2 separate regions of the Homo sapiens genome follow, and region 1 is linked to region 2. A link is an interaction called in ENCODE POLR2A ChIA-PET data of the cell type or tissue named here. Cell type or tissue: PC-9. All regions are shown on one strand. Links, peaks and the distances in the headings refer to the core of each region. The heading gives the core; the rest is flanking DNA. Region 1 overlaps LOC105377276 (a long non-coding RNA gene). Region 2 overlaps MTHFD2L (methylenetetrahydrofolate dehydrogenase (NADP+ dependent) 2 like).

Evidence for each region. Peaks named below come from ENCODE experiments on the same cell type or tissue, not always from the same donor. Only the 100,000 strongest peaks of a DNase experiment are listed, where the experiment ranks them.
Region 1: POLR2A ChIA-PET joins it to region 2 with 9 read pairs; 2 of 35 experiments call an interaction of 5 or more read pairs at or near these places.

Annotation. Positions count from the first base shown.
Region 1 is chr4:74,355,059-74,360,450 of GRCh38, forward strand. All of the region lies in intron 1 of LOC105377276 (a long non-coding RNA gene), which reads right to left. Among named protein-coding and RNA genes, the nearest start is that of EREG, 7.4 kb to the right of the region's middle. In PC-9, for the core only: no CTCF peak of the experiment used is centred there; a DNase peak (open chromatin) is centred at 3,153; H3K27ac peaks cover 973 bases.
Region 2 is chr4:74,164,570-74,169,961 of GRCh38, forward strand. The region is part of intron 1 of MTHFD2L (methylenetetrahydrofolate dehydrogenase (NADP+ dependent) 2 like); the gene reads left to right. Among named protein-coding and RNA genes, the nearest start is that of MTHFD2L, 9.1 kb to the left of the region's middle. RefSeq lists an enhancer at 217-346. In PC-9, for the core only: no CTCF peak of the experiment used is centred there; no DNase peak of the experiment used is centred there.

The DNA.
Region 1 (5,392 bases), core at 146-5,145, 190 kb after region 2:
AATAAGAGATTGGTAAAGATTTAAGGGAGAATAATAACCAGACAAGACTCAGAAGGAGGTAAGAAGCAAGTCAATAAAGAATACATGAAGAGGGACCAGGAAGAAGGAGTCTTCTTTTTAAGAAATGGCAATGAAGAACAATGTGGTAAATGAGTTAATATAAAAAGTCAGAGGATATAGAAAAAAGCTACTATATTTAACAACATCTTAAGTTCTGATTTAAGAACAAAAAGTACTCATAAAAGATATTTCTCAGCTTACTTTCTTTACATGGTACTTAAATAATGCCTCCAAAATTACTGTTTATTTATTTATTTTTTTGAGATGGAGTTTCACTCTTGTTGCCCAGACTGGAGTGCATTGGCGCAATCTTGGCTCACCACAACCTCCACCTCCCGGGTTCAAGCAATTCTTCTGCCTCAGCCTCTCGAGTAGCTGGGATTATAGGCATGTGCCACCATGCCCGCCTAATTCTGTTATTTTTTTAAATAGAGATGGGGGTTTCTTCATGTTGGTCAGTCTAGCCTCAAACTCCCAACCTCAGGTGATCCGCCTGCCTCAGCCTCCCAAAGTGCTGGGATCATGGCGTGAGCCACCATGCCTGGCCTGTTTTTTATTTATATATTTATTTTATGGTGCAAAATGATCAGTGAGGTCAATAGACATTTACCAATTAATTTATTTACCAAATATTTATTGAGCATGTATTGTGTGTCAGATACCATGTTAAGTACCAAGAATATAAAATAAATAAAAAAAAGAATTATCTCTTTCTTCTAGAGCTTTCCTTTTAATGGGAGAAGCAAAGAAATAGATATATGAAGAAGTGATAAGTGTTCTGATAGAATAAGTCCAAAATGTAATGCAAGGTTATCAGTCAAGTAACCTAACATGGTCCAGGAAGATCAGGGAAGACTTCTGAAGGAAGTGGTATTTAAGTAGAGACTAATTTGAGAGTTGACCAGGACAAGAAATAAGCAAAAGTACCAATTAACTTGATCTCAAGTGTCATATAAAATATTTTGAATTCAAAAGTCACAAAAGTGGAAATGTTATATAACCCCAAGGCTTCAACCCTCAAATTTACCCTCTAACATTAAAAAAAAATCCTACCTTGTTGTTGTACTATTGATTTGATTTAGTTTTTTCCTTCTAAATATATTTTATTGACCTGTGATTCTGGAGGGTCAGGGTTTCTCAGAGCTTCCAGAGACCTTTGTACAGCAGATGTGTTAACAAAGAGCAGAAAGTTTCATCTTTGAGTGCTCTAATGTTCACGAGACTGGCGTTACAGGTAGCTATATAGAGAAGGGTAGCTATAAATGAACAACCATTTGTTTTGGAGACCCACGGTACATGGGATATATGTTTTCCAAGTCCAAAGACACACCTTGTCATCTAGGTAGGACACAGATGGCCTCTAGGGAATTGGCTTAAACTTTACATAAAACTTAGATATTCTGTTGGTGAGATTTGGAGTTTCATTTAACTTCATTTTTTTCATATACTCTTAAGAATACAGTTGCACTGAGTCAGAAAGAACGGATCTAAAGTATTATTTCTTCTGGTACAAAGGTGGAAAGTTAACTGGATGTTATATGTAAGTGAGTTTTGGAAGATGTCTTTAAAGGAAGGAAAATTAATGGTGTTCCAGGAAGTTTGTGGGGTTGACTGGTGAGATGTCAAGCATTTTGAGGGATTCTGAGGCTGGATTTATAGTCTGAGAGAGACATAGACACTTGAAAGTAGAGTCTAGAAGCCTTAAGAATGATTTTCTTTCATTTCATCATTTTTCTGATATGCCATTCTGAGATTCAAATCAGTTCAAGTTCCATAGCACCATGTTAACACTGAGCACGTTGACTCATATTTGTTTCTCAGTCTCACCTTTTAGCCCTCACTGAAGATAAAAGTTTTTCCCCCAAAATTGAGGTAGATTGGAAAGGAATAAGAAGAGAGACCAATAAATTTAAATAAGGATTGAATGTAATATTAAGTATAGAATCTTAGAGAATCACGTTGTTCCTAATCTCATTATTGCAATGTGCAAGAATATTTTTCTTAAGTAGAAATAATGTTTATAATTGCTATGTAGTATTAGAGAAAATTATTTTTGATGTTTCTTTCAAATTAAATAGAAAAATGTAAGTATGCATGTCATAGTAAGATTTACAATAAGTAGCTTTTCTATCCCATTCATCTGAATATATCGTAGGTTAGACAAAGGCCCACATGGAAGAATGATTTATCTCTACTACCTGATTTTTACACTTACACTTTGACAACTTACAAGAGGCCCAGGCCGTAAATGTCCTCATTCTGAAGCTCACTCATATCCATCCTCACTTACGGATTATTTGGAATTAGAAGAAATACATGATTTTATACGTCTGTAATTTGACTTATATCCTCTCTATGCTTCTGAACTTTCTCCTGAAAGGTTACCGGTGATCTCATTACTGCCACATCTTTTCCTCCATTCCTATTGTTTTGACGTCATTGTTCCACCTGCTATTGGTGCCTATGCTTCCTCTTGGGAACACCCACCTCCTTCTCCTTTGAGAATCCAGCGCTATCATGACTACTCTTACTATTTTTAACTCTTTTGTATCTCCTGGCCCTAAACAAATATCTGATATGTATTATTGTCAATGATTATATCTTATAGTTTTGTCTCACTCTTTCATTAAACATAATCTTATTTGAGTCCCATGAAGGACAGAAGCAACTATCTGCAAGGTGTAGAGATGAGGCTAATATAGTTTCAATGTCATAAGGCCAAGGGACTCAGAAATGGTGAGAGACAGGATTCAAACCTAGGACTTCTGACTATTAATTTGGTGTCTTTTTGGCTTGACTGATTATTTTCTTTTCTGGTATTTAGAATATTCAATTTATATACTTTTCTCCCATCAGAAAAATTGAAACTTTCTTTATGAATGTGGTTTGGGTCATACAACAAGATTGACTTCTTAATCCTCAGCAGGATCTGGATTTTCTAGCTCCTAAATCCTCATATTGTGTTCTGTGGAGTTCATGATTCATATGTTTTAAGCAAAGGGAGGAACATAAAAAAAGGAAAAAAAAAAGCCTGAGCAAAAATCTTAGGAGAGATGAAGTCAAGATTTTAGAAAACCGGAGAAACCTGTTTATAAGATGTATAATTTTTCCATATCCTGAGGACATTATCTGTGCTATCACTCTAGAATATTTTAGCCAATACCTTTGCACACTTGCCTAAGGTTGCCTAATGTTTAAAGGCACATACAGGTCAAGAAATAATGAAGTTGTGGTTCTATATTCTTAATGTGGTACCAAGTAAGCTATGTGATTAGAGATCATGTAGTTCAAGCCTACATTTTAAGGATAAGAAAAGTCTGATTCAGAGAGGTTAAATAACCTATGCAAGATCAGGTAACAATTTATTTTCAGAGTCAGGACGAGAGCTTGAATCTAGAATGTATAGTTCAATATTCTTTATCTTTCCGTGTTTTAGTTAAGACTAAAGCTGTTTGCTTGTAAAGCTGCATTGATTTGGGATTCTTTCTGGACCAAATGAATTAGAATCCTGGAAAGGTAAGGCCCAGATATAATTATATATTTTTGAAGCTGACCAAATGATTTAAAAATGTATCCACAGGTGAGAACCAGAGTCCAATAAATCTTACAATAAAATTTTAATAATTTACACAAATAATCCCTTACAGAGTAAGATGCCCTAGAAGACATAATCTTACTTAAGTGTAATTTTATTGGGGGCTATTTAAGTTCAAATATATATTACAAGTAATAAAGACTTTAATGGCTATTGTTTTATTGCATTCACTAGCAATGTTTTACTGTCTGTTGGTGGTAGTGATAAACAGAGAAAAACATACTAATCATGAAAAAATTCTTGGAGTTTTTTTGGCATTGCACTCAGTCATCTGCGTATTTTACCTCCAGAGTCTGCATAAATTAGGTACTGCTTATTGAATCTTAGATATAGGAAGTAATTCAGATATCTTTAAGGAGATTGAAAGACAAGAAGATTTCAAGTTTAAATGTCTACTATGTATGTTTTATCCTTTTTCTACATCTGAGAAGAACATTAACATTAATATTTGTAAAAACCACATAAATCCACATATGATTATGAAATAATCATGTAAATGATTGACAAGTAAAATGCAAAGTTCCTCGAATTAAATATATGCATTTAAATGGCTGTCTTGTGGTTGCATGAGACATAAAATGTTGAATGAATGGCTTTTTGAAAGTTAGCATTTTAACTGTTAAATGTTGCTTAAGGAGAAGGAAACATACAATTATATGCAACTAGGTGTTAGCTAAACATAAAACATGAAAAAGCAGTCCTTTAAGTAGGTATAGCTGCATTCCTAATTCATCATCACTATGTGTATAAATTACTGCTGTGTGGGTTTGCATAAGTGGCTGAAGGGGAGGTTCTTCTATTATTAGGGCGCAACTCATGGCAAGTATAACAAGCAGCAGCTTCAGAATCATCTAGGTTCCTAAAATCAAATACTATCTGGCCTTTTAATATTTTGTGATTACTGGGTAATTTTCAAGAGAATTATGTTGATGAAATTCACGGATGTCATTTTCGCTGTGACATTTTTAGAATAAAATGGTTTTCATAAACACAATGAGCAATAAAAAAGTGTAATTAGCAAATGCTTTAGCGATGGAAACTGAAAGATTGGCAAACATGATTTTCTTCTTGATAAAAAGACAACAACATATAAATTTCTTTTTCAGAAAAAATTAAAAACTATCTGCAAAGGAATATGAATGTTCTTTGCAATTAATCTGAGACTAAAAAACTCCAGAAACACAGATTTTAACTTAAAAAATGAGAGGATCATATGTGTAACAAACTTTGAACTTTAGGTGCACTTAATGCTACACGCTAAAGCAATATAATATGATAGCAAAGAGTATAGATGCTGTAGTCAGGCTGCCTGGTTTGAATCCCATCTCTGCGATTTATGAGCTAAAGAACCTTGGGTGAATTTCTTAATCCTTTTTGCTTTAATCTAAAAAATGAAATAAAAGAGTACTGACTTCATAGGGCTATTTTGAGGAATAAATAAGCAGATATATTTATATTTTATTTTATTTTACTTTTTTGAGACAGGGTCTTACTCTGTTGTCCAGGCTAGAGTGTAGTAGTATAATCATGGCTCACTGTAGCCTTGACCTCCTGGGCTCAAGTGATCTTCCCACCTCAGCCTCGGAGTAGCTGGGACTACAGGCATGTGCTACTTTGCCTGGCTAATTTTTTTTATTTTCATTTTTGTAGAGGCAAAGTCTCACTGTTTCCCAGGCTAGTATCAAACTCCTGAGCTCAAGTAATCCTCCTGCCTCAGCCTCCCAAATTGCTGAGATT
Region 2 (5,392 bases), core at 273-5,272:
AAGAGCCACTTTTGCAAACCAGCCCATGAACTTTTAGCCAAATCCTCTTATGTAATGTAAGGTCAACAAGAGAGTATTCCCATTATATAGATGAAGAAATTGCATGCCGTTGAGAGAAGCTAAGTGACTTGCCTAACTTTATTATTGCTACTAATGGTAACCCAGAGCTCTGATGCTCAGGACTTCTAATTTCAGGTGAGTAGTTTGTACTACATAGTGCTGCCCTGCTACTCACTAGCCACCACCTCCCTTCTTTAATTTTTGCCTCCTGATGAAGCCACATTTCGTGGCTAGCCCAGCAGTAGGCTGGGCTTTTGGAAGGGAGGGCACCTTTTCTTGCCTTTAGGGGAAGGTCATTTCTGCCTTTGTGGGAAACCACCTGAGCAAGTAATGACAGGGCACATCATGTAAACAATATCTAAGGGGTCAAATGGATTTTATTTTTGATATGCATTAATGGCAAGGTCACTATGTAATTTTTTTGGCCAAACTAGCACATTTTTTAGAGTAAAAAGGGGCACGAATGTAATGAAAATTATATATTTGGAATATCTATTGGCTTACAAATATATTAGTGAACTTATAGAATAGTTTCAGACCATTTTCAAAATTAACATTTTAAAAGATAATTTATATCCTTATGTGTTAAAATAAAAATTTATATTACATGAACATTCAGCATGAACAATTATTCCTGGTGCATATTCACATGCTTGAATCAGTTTCTTAGCTGTATCTTTTAACACCTTGATCCTGATAATTTTCTGAAAAAAGTTAATAAGATCTTATGCTTTGTTTATTTTTTTTGAGACAGAGTCTTTCTCTGTCACCCAGGCTGAGTGCAATGGTGTGATCTTGGCTCACTGCAACCTCCGCCTCCTGGGTTCAAGTGATTCTCCTGCCTCAACCTCCCGAGTAGCTGGGACTACAGGTGCATGCCACCACGCCCAGCTAATTTTTCTATTTTTAGTAGAGACGGGGTTTCACCATATTGGTCAGGCTGGTCTTGAACTCCTGACCTCGTGATCCACCCGCCTCGGCCCCTCAAAGTGCTGGAATTACAGGCGTGAGCCACTAGGCCCGGCCCTTGTGCTTAATTTTAAAATTAAATTTTCTGCAATTTTCTTAACAGTTGCAAATAGAATCTTTGCTTTAGACAATGGTTATTTTAGTTTTAAAGGTACTGTCTCTATAGATGCTGAAACACCACATAAACTGCTAAATGGAACAGTCTTAATTCTACATTTTGCACATTGAAATGGGAAGATATTTTAGCCTAAATATTTTCACAGGTGCTATGTTGGTGTATCTTTTCAAAGTACTTTTCTTTGACAAATATTTAGATAAAAGAAATAAGTTGTTTTTGTGTATGATTTTAAAAATAGTTTACCATATTTAGATAGGGGAAAATTAAAGTTTTTCTCAATTGTATTCCAATGTTTTACAAAATGGTAATTTATTCCAGGAAATTTTATTCAACAAAAAATATGAGTTCCATCAGAAGATTATTCTCAGACATTGAACTATTTAAAATTGCTATTATAGATGTATTTATTTACTAATTCTGCTGTATACAAAGTTCCACAAACTAGCTAGCTTGAAACAGCAGAAATCTGTTTTCACACTGGAAACAGTGGAAGGAGGCTGGAAGTCTGAAATCAAAGTATCTGTAGGCCCACACTCTGTCGACTAGCTTCTGGTTATTGCCAGCAGTCCTTGGTGTTCCTAAGGAGTTTGCAGCTGCATAACTCCAGTCTTTGCCTCTGTTGTTAAATGGTTGTCTTCCCTCTCTGTCTTCACTTCCCTTTTTATGTGTCTCTGTGTCTTCTCTTGTAAGGACAGAAATTAAAATTACTTGTGCATTGTTTGAGCTATGATTTTTTAAATTAGTTTACTTCTTCCCTTCCTTTTGAAGAGATAAGGTTTCTGTTTGTAAGCTTTGGTTTCACTGATTACAATTCACTAAAAACTTTAAATCTGAAGGTGTCCCTACTCCCATTTGGTCTGTTTGTTGAATATGTTGATTAATAATGACCAACAACTTTTGAAAAAAATGCAACAAGTGTTGCCCATCCCAGTGCCAGGCCAGCCCCCACAGACACAGCTTGTAGGCCAGTCCTTGCAGACCCAGGCTCTAGGCCTGCACTAATGCCAGGGCAGCATCCAAAGATTCCAGCTGAGCCTCTGCAGACTTAGGCATCAGGTAGAAACTCATGGACCCACACTGTAAGCCTGCCCCAGTACCAGGTCAGCTTCCATTAATTCAGGTCCAAGCCTATCCCCAGGGACCCAAACTCTGCACCCAACCCCATGGTTCTAGGTACCAGGTCTTCCCCTGCAGATCTAGGTACCAGGGCCATTCCAGAGGACCCTGGGCAAGCCTAGTCCCCACAGACTTGGGACCAGACCCATTCCAATGCCAGGCTGGTCCCCATGGACTCAGGCTCAAGACCTACCCCAGTGCCAGGATGGCCCCTATGAACCTAGGCTTCAGGTCTGTATTTGCAGACCAAGGCTCCAGGACTACTCCTATATACCCAGTTGACAGCCCACCCCAGTGGACCCATGCACCGGATTAGCCCCCTGTGAGTTGAAGCATTAGGCCCACCACCTGCTGACCTAGGCATCACCTGCCAACTAATCCAAGGGCTTTAGCAGCAAGCCCACCCATGGGCCATGCCGGATGGCCCATCAAGAATCTCTAGATCCACTGACTGGTGAAGGGCTTTCCCTGCTGAAGCCAGTTTAGAAAGACTGGAATAGGCGCCTACTTCTTCAAGCGATAGACAGCAATGAAAGGCCACAGGCTTGTGAACCATTAGGGAAACCTGGCACCACAAAAAGAACAAAATTAACAATAATTGACATAAAGAAATGGAGAGCTACAGGCTGCCTATCCAGAGAACACAGGTAGACAACTAGACAATATCAGTGATTTAAAATACTACAAAAGGGTAAAAACCAGGTACTGTGGGAGCTCACAGCAGATTCCCAGGGTACAGGGTTGGGAAAACATCACAAGAGTGTTTTATAAGCTGAGACTTGAGCAATGTGTGGGACAGACTTGGCAAAGTGGTTGGAGAGGTGAGAAAGGGAAGGAAGAGTGTTTCAGGCAGAGGGAATATTATATCTGAAGATCTGGAGAGAACATGGTGCAGTTCATGAATTAAAATATGACTGGTGTGTAGTGCGCGACTCACTAAGCACAGTGTTCTTTAACAGTGAGGCTAAAGTAGCTCATGCAGAAGTGTGTAACCCATAGGGGATTGGGATTTTAGTTAACTTTTTCCCCCAATTTCTCAGGTCAGAAATGTTAGAGTCATGTTTGCCTTCTGTTTTTCTTTTTTTCATATCCTACACCCAATCTCAGTAACTCCCAAGGGTTCCACTCTCAAAATAGATTCAGAATCAGACTACTTAGCACCTCCATGGCTACCCCTTTGCCTAACTCCCCATGATCCCTTGTTTGTTATACTACACTAGCTTCTTAGCTGGAGTCTCCACTTCTCCCCTTGATCTCATAGAGTCTATCCTTCATATTTTCACCAGTTATTTTAAAAGTGAAAGTCACGTCAAAATCTCTAAATGGCTTCGTGTCTCACAGTAAAAGCCAACATCCTTTCAAAGGCCTGCAGGGCCTTATATAATCTGATGTCCCATTCCTTCTCTGACTTCATGTCTTACCCTAGTTCACTTGTTCTTTCCACTGCAACCATTGGCCTCTTGCTATTCCTCAAAGATTTCAGGTATGCTCCTTGCTAAAGGCCTCCATACTTGTTCTTCCCTTCCCTTGGCCTAGAATGCTTTTCTTCCAGAAATCTACATGACTCATTTCATTCATTTCTGCCCACGTGTCACCTGATTTATCAGAGAAGTGATATCTTAACCCACCTATGTAAAATAACTCTGGCCCTCAGATAAGTCCTTTCTCTGCCTCATGTTACACATATTAAATACTTGTTGTTTTTCAATTTGCTTATATCTTCTTCAACTAGAATATAGTTTCCATAAAAGTAGGTAATTGTTTTGTGCCCTATTATTTATATTCCCAGTGCCCAAAATAGTTTTCAGCACATAGGAGACTTTCAATATATATTTGTTAAGTGAATAAACAATGAGCATGTGGTGGGGAGTTTTAACCAGGGAGGTGCTGTAATTAAATTAGAAAACAATCACTCTGGCTGCAGTATGGAAAATGGATTAGAGGAGATCAAGACAAGCCGGAGAGAAATTTTAGGAGATGTATTATTCAGGGGCTGAACATTTGAATTGTTGCTGATGTTTAACCTTTTTAGCTTTTCAAGAATTTTCATGTTGAAAAATCTAATTTGTTTATGCACTAAAGTAATGAGAATGTGTGAGTTGACTAGTTCTTCCAGCACATGGACCAATACAGGCACTCTCTCATTGGACCTGCATTAATTTGAGGTTGCTTCATTTTGCCTCTTACAGTGACTCCTACAGAGCTAGGCTTGCTGAGTCTCTACGGTGACTGATGGAGTCAGTTGGAGGGGCCAGTTGCTACTGAAAATGCTCAGAGACCTAACTCCTAATTTACCCATAAACACCAGCTAGCCAGGCTGTATCATGTCTGCTGTAATTAGTTAGCGAGCTGACTTAGCACCTCAGTGCTATAATTTAAAGTAAACCCTGAACAGTCTTAGACTTGAGTATGCACGGTACAGTTAAGTTTAATCTGTATACAGGTTGTCTCTTTGGAGTCTGGGAATCAGTTTATGCTATTGGTCTTCTCTGACAATCTCCAGGTCACGCAGATTTGTACTGTCTAGGACATAATTAGCCTAGATTATACTCAGTGATTGCCAGCTTCACAGTGGCCTGTGAACAAATTATTTTGTTTAATGTGAGTGAATCAATAATGTGTCAGCAGTAGCATCACTACTCACATGCTATAAAATGCAAGACAGAGTTCAGATGTTTTTATATTTTAAAATAGAATGTATATTCCTTACTGTGTTAGGTGATTACTAGTTTTTTTAACAGATGAATCTGCTTCTATAATAGTGTTCTACCCCAAGAAAATATTGCTGACACAAATTGATTTATGGAAAGTTTTATTTGCTACTACCTATAAATGAGTTGTGCTGGAATTTGTTGCTGTATCTGCAGTTCTTAGTATTTGCTAATATAAAAGATCCTTGTTATCTTAGTGCCAAAAGGCTACTTAAATGAATTCATAAAATATCCTTACCAGAAATTCATAGGAAACAGTGAAAAAAGTTTGTTACTTTACTTTGAAAAATAAAAACCTCAAAAGTTTTATTTTATTTTAACTTGATTTGCTTATAATTACATACAAAGTATTGGAAGGTACAAAGCACAAGCTACAAAAATCACTCAAGAAATATTAGATAACCTGAATTGCCCTCTA